Regions from separate parts of the Mus musculus genome. Here region 1 is linked to region 2. The links are chromatin loops, found by intact Hi-C in ENCODE. Cell type or tissue: left cerebral cortex. All regions are shown on one strand. Links, peaks and the distances in the headings refer to the core of each region. The heading gives the core; the rest is flanking DNA. Region 1 overlaps Ints9 (integrator complex subunit 9). Region 2 overlaps Kif13b (kinesin family member 13B).

What was found. A loop is a pair of places that touch in the nucleus more often than their neighbours do. Peaks named below come from ENCODE experiments on the same cell type or tissue, not always from the same donor. Only the 100,000 strongest peaks of a DNase experiment are listed, where the experiment ranks them.
Region 1: it touches region 2 in a loop (2.5-fold over the local background); 3 of 42 quality-filtered maps call a loop at or near these places.

What each region holds. Positions count from the first base shown.
Region 1 is chr14:65,011,982-65,022,111 of GRCm38, reverse strand. Ints9 (integrator complex subunit 9) reads right to left here. Exons shown (of 17, transcript NM_153414.5): 9 at 5,471-5,582; 10 at 1,616-1,796. Among named protein-coding and RNA genes, the nearest start is that of Gm52118, 30 kb to the left of the region's middle. In left cerebral cortex, for the core only: a CTCF peak has its summit at 4,742 (motif pointing right); a DNase peak (open chromatin) is centred at 5,137; H3K27ac peaks cover 353 bases.
Region 2 is chr14:64,758,903-64,769,032 of GRCm38, reverse strand. Kif13b (kinesin family member 13B) reads right to left here. Exons shown (of 40, transcript NM_001081177.2): 24 at 8,232-8,364; 25 at 3,884-4,030; 26 at 3,293-3,322; 27 at 1,580-1,679; 28 at 1,294-1,420; 29 at 558-613. Among named protein-coding and RNA genes, the nearest start is that of Gm26225, 10 kb to the right of the region's middle. In left cerebral cortex, for the core only: a CTCF peak has its summit at 4,134; a DNase peak (open chromatin) is centred at 3,962.

The sequences.
Region 1 (10,130 bases), core at 947-8,946, 250 kb before region 2:
TGTGAGCTCAATGTGTGCTCACTGTGTGCTCAATGTGTGTTCACTGTATGCTCACTGTGTGCTCACTGTATGCTCACTGTGTGCTCACTGTGTGCTGTGTGCTCACTGTATGCTCACTGTGTGTTCACTGTGTGCTCACTGTATGTTTACTGTGTGCTCACTGTGAGCTCAATGTGTGCTCACTGTGTGCTCACTGTATGCTCACTGTGTGCTCACTGTATGCTCACTGTGTGTTCACTGTGTGCTCACTGTGAGCTTACTGTGTGCTCAGTACGTGCTGACTGTGTGCTCATTTTTTTCTTTCAAAGAAAGAAGAGACAAGGTATGGGCTGTAGCAGTCTGGCCTTGAACCTGTTCTCCTCCTGCCTCAGCTTCCCAAGTGCTGGGAAAACAAACATTTGCTGCTCTTCACAAGGTTTCATAATGGTTTAGTGTTATTGAATGTTTTCTGCTACATAAGCACTGCACTACTGAGCTGCAACCCCTTTAGGAAAACAAAATCAGAATTTAAAATTAAGAAGTGAAACTTGACAAGGTGATATCTAAAAAAATGTTAACTACTCAACATGATTTCTAGGTCAGATGGGGTTTATTTGGACAGTGGTGTTGTGGGCTCCAGGTCTCTATTATTTTCTATAACTTGTTTTTCTACATAACATGGCTTGCCCACTTATGAACTAACACACACCTGCAAAACAAACTCACAGAAAGACCCTGCAGGACTCCAATCCCTGTGCTGGGTGACGACCATTCTTGTAGGCACAGGCCTGATATGGTGGGGCACTGTCTACTCAGCCCACAGGGCGTGACCCAGGAGTGTGCTGCAGTATTTTTATTGGGGGTCTGAATGAAAACAAGTTTCTAACATGTTAACTTCATCTGCAAATGCTGCTTGGGGTCTCCTATGTGGGGAAGACACTTGTGTGTAAGGATAAAAACGAGTGAGAAGTAAAGACAAGGAGCAGTCCTATTGACCAAAGGGAGCAGAGTCAACTCAGGGAGACGCCCACAATTCAATGGGAAGGAAAAACCCACACACCAAAACCAGGAGAGGGGTGAGGGGCATAACACTGGGATATGTTATAACATGGTAATGTAAAAATTCCATTTTCAGGGAGGAACTTAGTAACTGCTGTGTGTCCATTTGGTCACCATACTACTAAAACTGATTGGACATATTCTATTCTGTGTCACATGGCTCTTAAGAATTTAGAAATTACATCTACCTCCACTTCCCTCTTTTGACCAGGGGAGTTAGACTCAAACTCTTCGAACATGGTCAAAGCTTAGTAACCTATGTCTAAGTGTCTGCTCTAGGAGTTGGTCAGCTTCTTGGTATAATAAAATGGATCTTTGATAAACTGGCTATGGAAATAAAGATCTAGCTTTTCTTATCAGATGTAGGTAATTACAACAGTATGAGCTTGGGGCTTTCTTATCCTTTCTTCGTACCTATGCTTCTAAATGCTAGCAATGTATGGGATTTGACTTTCAGTAGTTCACACACATGCACATGCATGAAGTCTTAAGTACTCTTAAGAAATCACAGTTATTTTCATTTTTACTGACTGAACATACTTAAGCAGAACTCAGAGAAAGGATACTACTGACTTACCACTCAGCAAAAATCTGGGAAAACTCGAGTGAACTGTTGGCAACGGGGGAGATGAAGTAGAAAGGGATGTTGGAGAGGCCAGCGGAGTCAATGTATTGATATAAGCACTCCAGGAGGTCATAGATCACGCCTGAAGGATAGCAAGGGACCAACACGTTTCCTCCATTCCGAACTGTCAGAGCTGGAAAAGTTGAGGAGAGAGAAGATGGTACCAAAAGAACAATGTTAGAAAGGACAAATACAACCTTTAAAATGACAATTACATTATTTCTCTTCTCCTGTGTATGATATGATTTATTTTTGAGACAGGGTCTTGCTATGTAGCTTTTGTAAGGTCAAGCTCAACCTGAGCTATGGGATGACTTCTGGCAGTTACATAAAGTTAGTATTTCTCAGAAACTTGTGAAACCACTCCCCATCAACCAAAAGGAGGCATTTCCCTGGCTCTGGCAGAAGGATTAAACAGCTACCCCTGGCTCCAGGTTGCTTCAGTATCCTAAGTATCCACTACACATTTCAAAATCCATGGGTGGTGCACTGCAGTGCTTCTCACTTCCTCCCCCTACTCTAAACATCCTCCAGTCAGACTTCCGTTTTGTGCCACCAGATTCATGTGTTTGAGTGCTTGGCCCATAAGAAGTGGTACTATTTAGGAGGCATGGCCTTGTTGGAAGAAGTTTGCTACTGTGGGGGTGAGCTTTTAAGGTCTTATATGCTCAGGCTTTGCCCAGTATGGAACAGTCTTTCCTTGCTGCCTGCAGATCAAAATGTAGAATTCTCAACTCTGTCTCTAGCACCATGTCTGCCTGCATGATGCCATGCTTCCCACCATGATAATGATAATGGACTGACTGAACCTCTGAAACTGTAAGCCAGTCCTAACTACTCAATCTCTTTATAACCCTACTATTCTGTGTTCTCTACCTCAACACTTCCACACACAAAACCTTTCTAACCTCAGCCTGTTCTTATGACCCCCACACTTTATAACTGTCTAATCTTTTGTAGAGAAGTGTACATTGGGCAATGCAAGATTGAAGGCTGATGTTCTCATCACTGTCTAACTGAATCCCCTGGTAGGTTTTAATGTCTCCAGTGAACCTGAGCTTTAGGCAACTCCTTCTCTCTAAATCCTATTTCAAATTTTCAGGATGTTTCTACTCAGTCTCTGACTGTGGCTGAGTGATTCAGAAGAAACAATCTGTTCCCTTTTAAGTCCTTTTCATCACACTTTCTGGCACTAGTATTTGTCTGTAAGAAACGATCTATTATCTGAAACACAGCCAGTTATGGAATGTGGAAATAATCACATTATGGGCTGTAATGTGTTAAAAGCATGAATGGCTGAAAAACTGTAAAGTCAAGTTGGCTTTTGCTTCATTTACAGAACAACGGAGGTAGGTAGTTGGGGAGGACCTGCAGTCTGTTGTCAACAGCCTTTCCTACTCCTGTGACAGACAGGTCGTCTTTAGAAGGCAGCAAGGAATGAAGGAGACACTTCTGAGAGCCTGGCTCCAGTCTGCTTCTGCTCAGAGATGCAAGGAAGGGTCACAAGTTTGCCACTCCAGCCTGGCTGGGCCTCAGTTTCCCCCTTATTATGTGGGGATGAGTAAGGCCAGGGCTTTTCAAGCTTTACTCTGTATAAAAATTGCCAAGGGAGCATGCTGACCATGCAGCTTTTCACCGAGTGCATTTTTATTGGATGATCTCGGATCTTGAGGAGAGTGACACAGTGACACAGTGCATGAGATGTTGGGTTTTCTCCAAATCTAAAGTTTCAGGAGTTAGTGATTCTAGATTATTAACAAATACACAAAACTCAGATTCTATCTGAGACCAGTCCAACAACTTTTCTACAGTAAGAATAAATTACCTCTGTCTTTAGAGCAGCAAACATACTTAGTAGCCAGGCTCAAGGGATTTCAAAGGACAGTGCCTTCCATGCAAAATGAAGCCGGACACATCTTCCTGGAGCCAGAGTAATACCACTTAAAGTTGCTGGGAGGTGAAGGTCAGCCCTCAGCTCGGCTTGGGTAGCTAGCTCAGACTTAATGTTTTATGCCCCCTGCCCCACTGAGTTTATATGTGGCAGCCAGCTGGCCAGTATGGTGACGTTCTGAAGCAGGCACATGAGGAGGGGGTTAGGTCGTTTAGATTAGGTCATGGAGGCAGAGACCCCATGATGAGAATAGTGCCTCTGTAAGAAGAGGAATGGAAACATATGTCCTTTGTTCCACTCGAAGATGCAGGAAAAGAGTGGCTACCTGGGTCTCAGAGTTCCCAGTCTCGGGACTGTGAGACAAATGCTCACTGCCTAAGCCACTGTTAGTCCAAAGAAAACTCCAATTTTCCAAACTCCAAAACGCATATACCCAGAAATGAGCTCAGCTTGGACTATAGCAAGATTTCTGGTGGTTAGATAAAAGCCAGCATTCCTCAGAAACGTGTGAAGCAGGTTCCCATCTACCTCAGAGTCATTTCTTTTACTTTGGCAGAAGGGTCATATGACTACCCATGGCGCCTATTAGCATGTCAAAGCTCATGCAGGCCTCCACATTCCCTCAGTATCACAAGTACCTGTTAGACATTTCAGAGTCTGCCCTAGCTCCTAGCCCTTCTTAAATTCCAGCCAGATACACATTCTTCTTATAACCCTGCTATTGATATATATTTCTCTCTCTCTCTCTCTCTCTCTCTCTCTCTCTCTCTCTCTCTCTCTCTCTCTCTCTCTCTCTCTCTCTCCCTCTCTCTCTTTCTCTCTCTCTCTCTCTCTCTCTAACTCTCTCTCTCTCTCTCTCTCTCCTCCCTCTCTCCCTCCCTCTCTCCCTCCCTCCTCCCTCCCTCCCTCCCTCCCTCCCTCCCTCCCTCCCTCCCTCCCCTCCTACCCCCAATACACTCTTGGGCTCTGTTCTGTTCTGCTCCTGACTCTCTTACTATATTTTCTCTATTCTATCTCCTGCTATTTTCTCTCATATCTACAATAAAACTTTCCCTTAACCAAACCAAGGGGCAGTAATGTGATTAGTTTATACACCAATGATAATATTTTGTTATCAAATAGCAGCCTGCACATACAAAGACAGCAGCCATCCTTCTTTCTTTCTTTCTTTTTTTTTTTTAAGATTTATTTATTTATTATATGTAAGTACACTGTAGCTGTTTTCAGACACACCAGAAGAGGGCATCAGATCTCATTACAGATGGTTGTGAGCCACCATGTGGTTGTTGGGATTTGAACTCAGGACCTTTGGAAAAGCAGTCAGTGTTCTTAACCTCTGAGCCATCTCTCCAGCCTCCATCCTACTTTCTTAAAATAAGGACAGGATTGTGAGATTTCACTGCCCATCTAGTCTATAAGACAATAAATGTCTTCCAGGCAGAAAACATCCTAGAGGGCTCTCAATTGAAATTTTCCCAAAAGAAGAAAAATAAAAGCAACCAAATGTTAGTGGGAACAATTCTGTGTTTCCATCTTTACACTGCTATGAATTTCAAGTGTGAGTCATTTCTGAGCTAGTATTTGCAAAGCAGAGTGAGGGGGTGTGACTCTTCTGCTGTTACCTGTGAGCACACATCGGCCAAGCCCACCACAGTGAGGGGTCAACCAACACGGCCTGTGAGAGAACGCTCAGTATCTCTTCTAGGAACTGCTAACAAGTCCGCTGTGGGTCTGTACAACTCCTAGCCTACCTTTAGATTGACATTCCTTGAGAACCACTCCTGTGGACAACAATTCATTCTGAGGAAGAAACGAAGGGGTGGAAAGAAATGGGAGCAGGGAGGCTTCAAAGAGATACCAGAAGGCAGGACTCAAATGAGAAATGTACCCAAGTCCAACACTGAGTGGCCCCTTACCGAGGTTGCTGCAGAACTCGCCCACCATGCCGTCCGGGTTTGCAGTAGGGATCTGTGTCAGCCCTGTGAGAATCAGAACGTCACTGTTTTTGAGAGAAGCTTGGTCCATGGGCTAAAAGACAAAAGAAAGCTCTAATCAGAACTTATGAACCATGCAGGGACCAGAGCAAATGCTGCTCTTGCTGTGTCTAGTCCAGCAGCAAGCTCTCCCACAGGGAGTAACAGTCCTGCCATGACTGGCTGCCCACACCATATCCAGCTTCACAGAACTGGACATTTAAGATCACTCTTTCCCTATCTACACGTGTTTTTCAATCACAACTAAGGCTTCCTATGTCTACAGTGCTGCCCTCTTCAGAATGCCACGCACATGCATTCTACATGGTTTTAAACTTCAATATGGAGCAACCTAGAGAGTGCGCAGGACAAAGCTGCTGAGCTTGCTTCCACAGTTTCTGGTTTGTTTCAAGGTAGAGCCTGAGAATCTGCATTTCCAGCAAGTTCCCAGGGAATGCTCCTGCTGCTTGCCTGGGAATCACATGTGAACTGAGTAGCTGCGTTCTCAGAATAACTGTGAAGCACAGGAGAAAAGCACATGCGATGGGTAGACAGGCAGGGTGAGTTGCCTGTATCAAGGGTAGAAGAACCAGAAGGAACACCGGGTTAGAAACTTAGTCCTCTTCCCAATTCCACAACTAGCCTCATAACTTTGAGCCCAGTTCCCTATGAGATGGGACAGTCCTGACCTACTTCCCACCTCCTTTAGTTATGTTTTGTGAATCTTGGGAGCTCACACGCTCTCTCTGCTTGTAAATTGTGAACCCCACTGGCACACGACAATGAGTTCTTTAAGATGTTGGATTTGAACTGTGATTATTTCCAGAGCACTTAAAAACATTCTGCATAAACTAGGATTTGGTTGGAAGCAAAGTTGCAAGAACTGAGAGGCCAAAGAGTCCACAAATGTTTTCATCTTGTCCCGGAAAGCCCTGAGCCACATGCTTCACGAAAAAGTCTCATTCTACCTTTCCATGCCACAGTCTACTCCCCAGCAAAGAAAGAACACCCAAACAGAGCAGCCTAGCAAAGCTTCAAATCTACACTGCCACCTTTGAGTATCCGTACTCTTAAAAGATTCTGCTTTAACACTGAGTATGGAAATATGCAGGCACTGGCTTCACTATTTTGTTAAGTAACAAAGTGTGGTCCTGTTATAAACTTCTTTTACGGGGCACAGAGGGTTCAGTGTGTTACAGGCAGTGTGTGACTGGCTTCTTTCCTCTCCTCAGATATTCAGTAATATGTCTAGCAGCCCTTTCCCTTCCTGGGCAGAACGTCTCAGGTCCATACTTATGTTTCCACACTGTTTCCACAAAAGGAAGGAAGTGTGTGCTGGTTGGGGCACAACGGTTTTTATGGTAGCTATGCAATAAGCCTTGGACTGTTTCCTGTGTATACAGAAGGAAACTGAACTGGGGACAAAGGGGACCCGGCAGTGCAGTAAGTGGCATATTTGGCTTAAGACAGCAACCGTTTTATATATACATTAGACTTCTCTGAGATGAGGTAGACTTCACAGGACCCCAAAATTCCCTGAAAAGGCGTATGTGATTCTGCGTGCCTTTGCAGATTTAACTGGTGGTCAGAAAGGGCCATGACCCCTAAAAGTGTAAGAATGACTGATCCAGAAGAAAACACAGTGGGGACAAACCTCTGAGCCTCACCCATCAACACCATCTTTTGAAAATGAACACCCACAAACAAATGCCAGGCAGTGCCCTGGTGTGAGGACCACTGAGCTGGAACCATTACAAGACACTTGGTGTTCCGGTTTACAGATGTTTGTAATTTCAGCCCTGAGCAGAGTTAGTCTCATTGACTCCCAGAGCTCCAGGACAGATATAGGCTATAAAGACTTTAGTGACACCTTCCAATGCCAGGCAATACTTCAAATGTCTGTCCTTCTCCAAGGCAATGCAGGCATTGCTGGTGTCAGCAGCATTTGAGGAGTGATAAAAACACAAACAAAAAACTTATCTTGCTCAGCTCAAGAATTAAAAGCACCTCACTGATGGCTACACAGATGGAGTAAACTAGTAAAAACTGACACGCAGCGGGCTGGGAAGAAGGTTCAGGGTTAGGAGCACCAGCTGCTCTCGCGGAGGACTGGAGTTCAGATGCCGTAACCTACACAATGACTCAAATCCTCCACAGCTCTGGCTCTAGGGGATCTGATACCCTCCTCTGACCTCTGCAGGTACCAGGCCTGCATGCAGTATCCCCTTTTATGCATATAAGTGCATAAAATAAAAACTAAAACAAACGTCTAAGGCTAGTGAGAACTGTCTTTACCTAATTTGTTCTCTAATAATTAACTTTAATTTTTTGTTGTTGTTTGTTTCTTTGTTTGTTTGTGACAGAGTTTCTCTGTGTAGCCCTGCTAGTCCTAGAACTCTCTCTGTAGTCCAGGCTGGCCTTGAACTCATGGAGATCTGCCTGCCTCTGCCTCCCCAATGCAGGGATCAAAGGCATACACTACTGCCACCTGGCTAACTTTAATTTTATAAGCACACACTCACTTATAAAATAACAGGTTTGACTGTGACATTTCCCTTCACATCTAGAATCCATGTTGATCAGATTCATTTCTCCTCTGCCCTTCACTCCTCCCTCTTCCGTCTCTTTGTCTTTCCATTTGACTTCTATGTTTTTGTGAGTACAAGTGCAGTGGTGTGTATGTACACACATGTGCACATGAAGTGTGCATGCCTGTGTGCCCATGTGCAGAATCCAGTAGTACAAAGAGAAAAGCATAACTGGGAAAGGGCTGACGAGGACAGAATGATGTCTATGAACAGGGTGGGCAATAAGAAGTCATCAGCCTGAAACAGGGATTTGCTTCTGGTCATAACAGTCCTTATAGCAGACAATGAAGGCCAAGAGGGCGGGGAGAATGCAGAACAAGGCCCCTAAGGTGAGGTACTGATTCCACTCTTAGATGTAAAACAGGATTCAGCCAGAAGCAAGCCAGTGTGCAGAAGACTGAGATCGACATACACAGGAGAAATGGCAGCCTGGTTGAGAGAAAGTGAAAAGAGTAGTCAGCAACAATACAGGGAAATCTCAAGGTCCTTTACAAAGGTTAAACGCCCTACAAATGAAATTCTTAAAGATTTATTGCCTAAAAAAGGAAGAAATACTTCCCCAACCATCAACTACAACTCTGCCCTCCAAAACCAATTCAAACCCCACACTTTGGTGCGCTCCCCCATTCCCTAGCCCTGGACTGTCAGTGGACTGCTGGTCTTATAGTGATACTGTCCTGCTGCACTGTGGAGGAAAGCTCTTCCCCTATCAGAACTCCTGTAAAGGGCACAGCCAGCATCTTTTCTTCCCTTGCCTCTTTAGACACTCGACTGCTAAGGGGCGGGGCTTAGGAACAGCTTTGACTCAAGGAGGAAATTAATATATAAACACACACAGGAATGCACTTAGGCAGCACACATTATTTTTGAGAGAAGGAAATACTCTGAGGAGAGACGGTGTCCACACAAATGAGACAAACAATGGAGAAAGACACAGAGGCCAGCCAGCTGTTATCCTCGCCAGGCTTCTGGGGGTGAGGGGTGGGACCCTGGTAACTGAGCCAGAGGCACCAAAGATTCAGGGACTTTGTACCTTAGCTTTCTTGTGGCCCTTGTTCCAATTATATGATGTTTAGCTTTCACTGTGGAACATCTACATCAAAGTACCAACAAACAGCAACAAGACTTTTGGGAAAATTCAGAGGAAGAAAATTGTCAACAATCTAAAATCAAACCAACCAACCAAGAGGCCACCTCAGACCTGAACAACAGTTTTCAGGGCTTTAAATTTATAATATTTCTCTTTAGATTTATGGGAGGAATACACATTTATAAGAGCATGAACGAGACAAAGATATAAACTCTGTCTAGGTGCTCGCAAGCCAGGAACTGATGAAGGGAACATGGCAGATACCCACATCATGTAACCCATTCAGTTAAACAACCACAGCCTTGTCAGGTGCAGCAAGATGGATGTGACTGGGAACAAACTGGGAAGAGTACATTAGGAAATTACCAGCTACAGAAATGCAGACGGCAAAGTACTGCATGTTCTCTTTCATGTGCCGAAAGAGAAAACAAGATAGATAAATAAATAATCCATACCCGCCCCTCACACACAAATCAAAGAGGACGGTGATTATAAGGCACTGGGGAGAGGAGGTGTTGGGGACGAAGGAACAATGGCTGGCTAGGATCAGTATGCACCGCACGCATGTGTGGAAACAGCATAGGGAAATACATTAGTATGTACAATTAATTGTGCTAACAGCAACAAAAACAAGAATTATTAAAAAAAAAAAAAGTCCTGCCTAACCCAAGTCTATCCAGACAGAATGACTAAAAACAAAACTGTAGTAACGTATCATTGGGTTATTTAAGGAACGAACAGTGTGGAGCACGCTATGACCTATTTAAGATGAACCACCAAGCACCACACACCAAAAATTTTTAACAGTTAAACAACAAATGAGAGTTTTTCAGATTTACGAAGACAAAATGGGTAAAGCAACGGAGTTAACTATAAGATACAGGGAAGGAGATAAAGGGCAGAATAAAGAACAAAAATTCATTAA
Region 2 (10,130 bases), core at 999-8,998:
TGTGCGGGGGCTGGGGAAAACAACAGTTATGTAAAAAGAAAAATAAGCAAGTAAGGTTAAGTTCACAGGAACTCACAAAAAGGCTGAGAAAGTCGTTAAATAATGCTAAGAAAACAGTATCCCTAGTTGTTGGTCCTTTCCAGATAGACATTTTCTTCAGAGCACTGAAGTCGAACATAGATCAGTGTGGACAAATCCCCTAAGTGGGTAGGGAAATAAAGCTCACTCAGAGAAGCAGGAAGCCACAGGGAGATGTGAGCACCACAGCCAGAGCTGCTGGGCTGGGCTGCAGCTCACTGGAGCACACTTGTCTAGCATGCATAAGGCTCAAAGGATGGAAAGAGATGGACAGAAATGGGAGAAAAGGTGGGGGCTGCACACCACAGCAAGACTGATACTGAGATTTACAGCCCTTGTCCAGCATCAGAACACCACACACAGAGCACTGAGCCTATATCAGGGTGACTACACCCCGAAACATGATTGGCTAGATGTATAAAGGATTACCCTGTCACTGTGTTGTCAAGGTAAGCCTCTGGAAGCCACCTCTAACTTACCATTTAAGTCAAGAAATATAACAGGAATGTGGGTCTCCATCCCAGGCACTGGGGTCCTAAAACATGAAGAACAGGTTATATACAGTACCTGAGACACAGCAGTCCCTCAGGATCACATGTACCCTTGGGGACAATGGCCTGAGCAATGATGTCCCTCTAAGACAGTGTGACGAGGCTCGTGATTGACTGCAGGAGCCGTCCAGTGCTGGGGCATAGGAGCTCACTCTCACAGACTCACCACTTCACCAGCAGCCCGTCTAAAGCTTGCTTTCTTGACAAATGACATACTTAAGGGATCCTTGTGGCTTCTTGCTTTGCTATCTTTAATTCCAGTCAAGTGTCAGAGAACATTTGCTGACAGCACAGCTTAAGCACCAAAACCAAAAACTGGTTGAGATGCAGTTTTCTAACTGCATAATGACCTAACATTCTTTTAAGGGAACAAATGATCCAAGTAATTAACATATTAACTATTTTTTAATGCTAAGTGCAGTGGTACTAAATATTGATTTAAGTTCTCAGAAATCCTAATTACCTTGGCCAATAACAATATTATTTAATAAAAGTTTCAAGCCATAGTCATATCCAACTCATGAAAATAATTTAACAGTCTTTCAATATCTCAGTTCTCATTATGAACAATCCATTCATTAACAACATCACTGCAAAATACAAGTGGGAATCGAGGTGCCTGGTCATCCCTGAAGCTTTCAGAAGACACACTGTAGGACCTTACCATTCTGCAGGGGCCCCTGGAATGCCACTCCCAGCAGAAGGCACCATCACTGCATTTCTTTCCTCTGTGAGCGTCAGCCGCATCTCCAGGAGCTGTGCCTCTCGGTCAGCATCATCCTCAGTTTTGTCTAGAAGAGCAGAGTTAGGGTTAGGTCTAGCAATTCTGCTTGCTGTTCCCACATTTAGACAGATTTAGTGCAGGGCAGGGAGTACTGTGTGAGTATATGTGCATGCAGCAGAGGGAGGGAGGAATGGGGGAGAGGGAAATGTCCAACTTTTCTTCCTACCATGTTTACTGACAAGCTTCTGCAGTTGTTGATCCAAGTATTCTTGACGTTTGGTTAATGCATTGAGCCATTTTCTACGAAGCCGCTCTAAATCCCTATCCTGAAAGAAAATAGAAGAAGCCACACTCAATGCAATATCCAGGCCACACGCTTAAACTAGACACTCCCCAAATTAACTTTGCTCTCCTAACTCCAAGACATAAGCAGCACGCAACAACTATTTTTTTTCCCTTCTTTTCTTTTTCAAAGACAATGTCTCATAAAACCTAGACTGGCCTGGAACTCATCCACTATGGAGCTAAAGATGAAGTCAACCTGATGAGTCTCTGTTCCCACCTAAGAGTGCTGGATGACCACAGGCTTCTGTCACCATGCCCAGAATAATCGGGACATGAAAACTGAATGCAAGGCAAGCAGTCTACCACCTGAGCTTCGGGCCAGCCCAGCACGAACGGCCAACAAGTGACTCTACCTACAATTCAGATCACCACTCCCAGAGCAGGAAGCATTAGTGGACTCTAGAGTGGACAGGCCTTTAGGAATTGGTTCTCTTTGTACTTGCTTAACTCCACCCATGAGAAACAACATCTTCTGTGAGGCTGCCTGGCTGGACTAGAAACACAAACTGTACTTAACAAGCTTCAAATGTTCACTCCTCAGAACTACCAGAAAGAAGCTTTCAAGTGTCTAGCCACCTCCAATAGCACATGCGTCTACTCCTTGGGCATATTTGGGAGGTAGCAGTGGGCAAGACAACAGGGGTGGTTACTGACAGACTGAACCCCACCAGTCAGCACCTGCCAGCACGCCAGTCTGACTTCACTTCCTTTAGTAACATGGTTAGGGGCTGGTGGTTCAGAGGAATGCTGCAGATGTCAGTGTCTGGATTTCAACAGCACATTTAACCAAATAGCCTATGACATTCCTGTGGACAAGATGGAGAAAACGTGCTGTGCATCTCCTCTAAGTGCAATCACAGGGACCTCAAATACCACATCCAGAAAGCAGTGATGAATGGGATAATGTCTGTTTAAAAGAAGGCTCCATTCTCTTAGTTCATACTCTGAGTTCAACCCAGCTGATATGGTGAGGTTTTTCTCTTGCCTTTTTTTCTTTTAATCAGTGACTTATAGGAAAGCAGACATTTCTATCAAATTAGGATGATGCAAAGCCAGGAGAGTGACTACAGCAGATGACATAATCAGGCTCCAAAGAGCCTGGGCAGTTCTAAATGATGACAACAAGATGCAACTTCACAGACATAAACAAAATCTGGCACATTAGGAAAAGAAACGACAGAGAAACAAAACCTCCAAAACTAATGGACAGCTCAAGGAAGGGGGCATTCAGGGTGACCTAGTCTCACACATGTAAGACGCAGAAATAGATGTGCACGTGCATGTGCGCGCACACACCCATATATTCCCTAAGCCCATGGGTGACTCAGCTCAAGGGAATCCCAGGCAAGGTAGCTGGGAGGTGGCTTTGTAAATAGGCCAATGCAGTGTCCCTGATTAAGAAAGGACTTTGTCACAGGGTGTCCTAATCCTAGCCCATGAACCCCTACAATACACAGCCTTTCCATACTTTGTTTGACTTTTTGGGAAAAGCAGAATTGTTTAATTATCAAGTAGCAGTGCAGAAAGATCCTGGCCTGTGTAATTAAGTACTTGAATCAAGCTGATTTGATGAGGCCAACAGGTGCTCAATTACCTGGTAGCTGTCCATGTCCTCCTCTTCCTCCTAAAAGAAAACAACGTATTATGTAGAACCAAAACAATTATTTACCCCCACATCAGGCCTCCAACCACAACCACTATGTTCTCCCCCAGTTCCTGTCTTCTTGTCTAATTGATACATCACACCTTGGCCTCCCACCCAGCCTTACCAGCCATCCCATGTCGAAGCTGGTAAGACTTGGAGCTTCTAGGGGGGAGTGAAGAGGCTCCCCTGACCTTTTCAGACTCAGTACAATGATCTCCCTGCTGGGCTTACCACCCCCTACTCCAGGGGAAATCAAACACCCGCTGGCAAAGAGTCTTTACCAGCCAGTGGGGGTTCTTTAGAGGGGTGGGCCATGGGAGGAAGTTAATCACTGCTAGGCTTGGTGGTTTGCCAGGCTGAGAGGTTTTAACTCTCAGTTCACCACACAACAGGACAAAGCATAGTAACAGCCTAGTACAGGTGCTCTTGTCAAGACAGTGCACTGAAGGAGACACCAATGGTGGGGCAGGGGTGGCAGTCTCAAACGATTCTGCTCTGCTGTTGCCTTTCAAAAAGCACAGAGCAGGCCCAGAAACTTACATGGACATTCTCGTGGATCTTAGGGGACCGGAGTGGCCTAACTTTCACACACCCAATGCCAACTGACAATATGCACTCTTCCATCAGTGGTAAAGTTCCTGACTCCTGCACAGACTTCACTTCAACTTGAACTCGCCGAGACTGCCCCTGCAGCACAGAGATTTGGGAACATATACACAAACACACACAAAATCAGCTTCATGAGTTTCAAAACTCTGGTTTAGAGAGACCCCTATAGGCTGATATAGAAAAATGCAATTGGCTTTCATCTACCTCATAACTGTTAAGTACTAAAGCATACATTCTAACCTAGTCAGGAAAATGAATTTTCTTTCAAATAGACAGAAAATCAAAATGAGCATATTTTTCTATAATTCCTAAATAACTAGAAACTAAAAGAAAATTATTTTAATGAACAATAGGGGCTTGCTATATAGCTTTGCTATGTAGCTATGTAGCTCTGGCCTACCTACACTGGCCTAATTTTGAATTCAAGGCAATCCTCCTGGCTCAGCCTGGAAAATTCTGGTGCTGGTATGTGACAAAACACCAGGTAAATGAAAACTTACAAGCAAAGGAAATGCAAACAGTGTCTAATAAAAAGTGTTGAACTGAGCCAGGTGTGGTGGTTCACACTGTAACTTTAGTACTCCAGAAATTGGCAGGGAGATCTCCATGCTTGAGGTTATCCTGGGCTGCATAGAGTTCTGGGGCTACCTAATGAGACCTAGACTGAAAAAGGGCAACTTCCAGACAAGGCAACCATGAGAGCTTTTATTTCAACCTACTAAGTGAGAAGTTACTTCCAACAGAGATCATGGTTATGAAACAAATAATGTCAATCCTGTGGGACAGGGATTTAAACTGGCCAAGCTTGGTCAAGGGCTAAACTGTAAGTCACCTTTGCCCCAGCAACTGGACAATCAAGTACATGGATAAGTACTCTGAAGTGCCATGAAGAACAAGGTAGTAGACCTATATGGAATGTGAACAACTGTTTAAAGTGTGATGTCCTATAGCTGTCACTAAGCAACTGGTGCAGAAAAACACTTGCAGCCTACATATGTTAAAGCACAGGGTACCAAAGTTGGGATTCAGTCTTATTTTAAAGATAAGAACTGCCAGGCAGTAGTGATGCACACCTTTCATCCCATCCCTAGGGAGGCAGAGACAGGCAAATTTCTGTGCATTCTAGGCCAGCCTGATCTACAGAGCAAGTCCAGATCAGCCAGGGATACAAAGAGAAACCCTATCCTGAAACAATCAATCAATCAATCAATCAATCAATCAATACAAACAAATAACAAAAAAGATAAGAACTGACCTGTATACAATGCCCTTTTCACAGAATTAAAGAAATCAAGCTGCAAATGTGATCAGAACTGACCCTGCTTGGGTGTCCAGAACAAGCCCTGTGACTCCGCACACTTAGGCAGACACTGGGAAGGGTTCCTGGTATCCCCAAGCATGGTAGGAACAGAGAAGAGCATCTAAGCAACAGAACTTAAACATCCAATTTTAAGTCAATTACTTTTCCTCTCATCTAGAAATTAAGCTCCCAAGAGTTTTGCACAGCCAGGAACATCCACTCAAGCAGCCACAGGCTCGGACTAACAACATCTGATGGACAGTCACTGATCTGAACATTTCCAAGGAGTATGCATCTGATATTTTATGGGAAAAGTCACTCAGTAAACATGTTTTATTTCATTGTTATTATTATTACCCTTGTGTGTGTGCATATGAGGGTGAACATGCCATGGTCCACACTGCAGGTCAGATGACAACTTTACAGTCACTTCTCACCTTTCATCTTCACTAGGGTCCCAGAGACTGAATGTGGGTCTTCAGGCTTATGTGGCAAGCACCTTTACCCACTTTATTAAGTCTAAGGCCACTTCATCATTTCAGGTAGCTGCCTTCTGTCTCTTTAGCCTATCCTGAATATTTGAAACATAATATGGAAGACAGAGGAAGGCTTACTGTCTCAGAGAACACATTGGGACATTCTCTCAGCCACTACTCTGAATCCCATTCCTGCTATTGTGGTCCCCTCTGTTCCTGCAGCATCTCACCATGGTTACAAACATCCCTTACCCTGCTTCTGTGACAGCCTCTATCATCTCACTTCCCTCCTACAAGGGCCTTCGCTCAAGCAGAGCCCCACCTTGAGTCCTTACGCTGTCACCTGAGAGAGGAACCCTTTACCAAGCTGGAGTGTCTTTCTCAGCACTGAGGTGAGGATGCTCGTCCTTCGCTGAAGCCTTCCTGGCATCTCTGGACACTCTCCGTCAAGGGTCTGAGGTACAACTGACACTGACACATCCAGCTGACAGTAAGCTTCAGAAAAGGCACCGAGCCTGGCTTCCTAAGATGACTTCCTAAGGCCGCCAAGGAAAACGCCTAGGGAAAGATCTTCACCCTCAGAAATTCGTCTGTGTCTCCCTACAGTGCCATGTCTCTGCATAATACTGTAGCTGAGAATCCTTCCCTTTTGCTCTAAGTCTCTCACCTGTGGATGAAGGCATCAGAAGAAACTCATTTGCTTCCACCTTCTACATTAATCTGAAATTTAAATATTTAAGTGGACACTCTTTCCTTCAGCCATTCATGTTTTTCTCTGAATGCTTTTAACATTCATTTCGAAAGCAATTCTAATAATATGGGTTTTTAAAGATTTATTCTTTTTGTTTATGTGTGTGTGTGTGCCTTTGTGAATAGATGTCATGATGGAGGGCCCACAGACAGCCTAGGGATGGAGTTACTAGTGATTGGGAGCCATGTGACCTGGGCGCTGGGAATCAAACTTGAGAGCTGGCAGAGAAGAAAGTATTCTTAATCACTGAGCCATCTCTCCAGCCCCCTAGTGTTATATCTTAAAGTATGAAAACGCTAGAGAACAGCCTACTAGATTTTTGAAATGAGGCACAGTGTCGTAAAAAGAATACTTCCAATTATGTGTACCGATTACTCTGAGGTTTTCCACTGTCTATGATATGTGACATGAAAGCAGAAGAGAAGACGGTTTGGGAAAAGGAAGGATCAGCAAGAGGAGGGTATGTGGACATACACAGAAAACCTTCACAGTGAAGACTGAACAGATTAATTACATATGGAGACCTGCCCTGTCACTGTTGGTCAGCAGCACAGACTGACAGATGGCCACTCACCTGGGCGATCAGTGAGGGATCCATAGTCTACATTGCATGGACTCAGCCACACACACTCCTGCCATGTGTCAAGCACAGGGCTATAATTATACAACACTCTCCTAATTCTCATGCAAACCCACAACACTGGTGCTAACCCCTTCTCCGTGTTCCAGGTGAAGGAGCTCACAAGTACACTGCTAGGCCCCTGGAGGGCCAGCAGTGAGCCGGCAGTCCTCCCCTGCATATTCAGTGCTCTCTCTCTGTGCAGCTTTGAACTCATGTTCATGAGCACATGAAGCTGCCTGGTATGTCTGCCTTAAGTCCCACTCCTCAATACTAAGTTTTCCTGGAACACTTCTCGTTTTCAACCCAACAAGAAGGCTCAGCCAGTAAAGGTGCTTGCTTCAAGCCTAATGACCCGAGTTCAACTGTCAAGGCCCAAACAGCAGAGAGAACTCACTTTTCCAAGTTATCCTCTGACTTGCACTGCATCCTGTGGCATACAAACTCACACATATACAGACATATACAAAATAATAAAAATATTTTTCAAAAGGCTTATTTTTAACCCTTTTAGAAACTACTTTTAAAACATCATTAAGTAGTGAGACTTTTAACAATAGAAGAAAATGCCTATGACATAAGAGAATATTTTTATATAAAAAAATGGGATTGAAAATGAAAACCCAGGGAGATGGCTACATAAAGGACCTTTCCACTATCACCTAACACCCTGATTTCAAACCCCAGGACTATATGTTGAAGGAAAAGAGAAAACCAAGTCTCACAAGTTGTCCTCTGACTTCTACATGTGCACAGTGGCATTACCTATCCACAAACATACACAATAGATAAACAAATGCCAATACATTTAACTATTTCAGAGAAATGGGCTTGACCATCATCATTATTATTAAAAGTTCTGTTCAGGGGCTGGAGAGATGGCTCATCGGTTAAGAGCATTGACTGCTCTTCTAAAGGTCCTGAGTTCAATTCCCAGCAACCACATGGTGGCTCACAACTATCTATGATGGGATCTGATGCCCTCTTCTGGTGTGACTGAAGACAGCCACAGTGTACTCATATACATAAAATAAATAAATAAAAAAGTCTTTTTTAAAAAAGTTCTGTTCAAAAGAATCCACTATAAGCCATCGAGTGTCGAGGAATTTACTATGATGTCACAATGCTGGTACCTGTCGGAGCTGGAAGATCCCTCCTGTGGGGACATCTTTTGCAGCAATTACTTCCACCGGACAGTAATCACCATTCTCATTCTGTTCCAAGATCTGAACCCAGAATTCCAACTTTCTGGTGACTTCACTCCACCTAGGAAATATATGCAGGTCTTAAGAAATTACACTTCTTTTTTAGGCAGGGTTTCATATATAGCAGGTTGTGCTCAAGCTCACTATACAGTCAAAGGTACCCTTTAACTTTCAATATTCCTGCCTCATACTTCTGAGATTCCAAGTGTATGCCAACATACTCAATTTATGCAGTACTGTGAACCAAACCCAGGGCTTCATGCATCTAGGTAAGCCCCCTGCCAACTGAGTAGTTACCTCTAAACCCCCAATCCATGCCTCTCTACTTCAATACGGACAGCTTAGGACCTTCTAGTCTTAACAGTGAGAATGACTGTAAACAAAGAAGCCCAGTGCAATGATCTTTAGATCAGAAAGAAATGTACAGCACACAATGACAAATAATGTGACCCGAAAGACAAACTGACAGCATCAACCCAGCATGGCTCTTTGTTTTTCCTTTGTTTCCAGTTTTGAGGACTAAATTCAGGTGGCCTTCATGTGCTAAGTAAATTCTCTACCACTGAGCTACACCTCACTTGCACTTTTATTTTGTTTAGAAAATGACAATTATAATGTGAAGTTAGAACAACAGCTCAGAGTTCAAATCCACATAAACATGCATGCATGTGCACACAGACAGACAGAGGCGGGGGAGAACACTCAAGGGTGGGGGTGTATCATGACAAATACATTTGAAAATGGTTATACAATGATTGAAATACTCTAGTCAGTACTCAGAAGCCAAATACAGGATGGTCTTCACATAGGAAGGTGTCATCCATGACTTGTGCTCTCAGGTCAATTAATAAGAAAATTAAGGGGAAAAAATATCTCACCTTCTAATTTAGGATTTGCTAAAAGAGAAAATGTGGTTCTCATCTATAATTAGATGGCAGCAAAAACATCGCCTCCTTGAGTCATTCCCTTTGAAATTGCTTATGCCTTCAAATGAGCTACCTTCTCTCATCACTAATGGCACTCAAAACTGGAAAGGGCTAGGGATGCAGAACTGTGCAGCATTTGCTTAGCATGCAAGAGGCCCTGGGTTCAAACATCAGCAGCACAAAATCAAACAAGTGACCATCAACAAACACCTGTGAACTAAAGGCAGTGTCAACTTGAATGCTACAGCAGATTGCCATCCTTCTCTCCATGGCTGGCTTATCAGCAAAAGTCACTGTGATAAATGGCCTGTCTCCTGAACTTCATTTCACTGTTGCTTCTTAAATACGCACACACTTTCTTCCACTGTTCTATAAAGTTTGGTGCACTAAGGAAATTTTACTGGTAGACTTCAGCCATAGAGTGGTGATACTTGGGAAAAGGTGGCCATTAATTCATAAAATAATGGTCATGATTCAATAGTTAAAGTGTTTGCTGCAGAAGCATGAGGACCCACTAGAGTCTAAAACACACACAACTGCTGGATGGACCAACGCCTGCCTATAATTACAGCATGCAGACACAGGATCCCCAGAGCAAGCTGGCTAACCAGACTAGACCTACTAAGTGAGCTCTGAGTTTGAATGAGGGGCCTTGTGCCTCAATAAATAAGGTGAAGAGTGATTGAAGAAAACATTCCATGTCAATTTTGACTCCCACAGGCACTAGCACACACCCACACGGCCACTCATGAAAATATGTATGCACACATGTACATACCACACATACACAAGGGAAAGCAAAATAATGTAAAAATAAATGATGGTCATTTCCAGCAGTATTTTTAAATCTAGAAATGGAAATCCAGTGGATATCAAAAAATTCACCTGTCTGGTCCGGTGA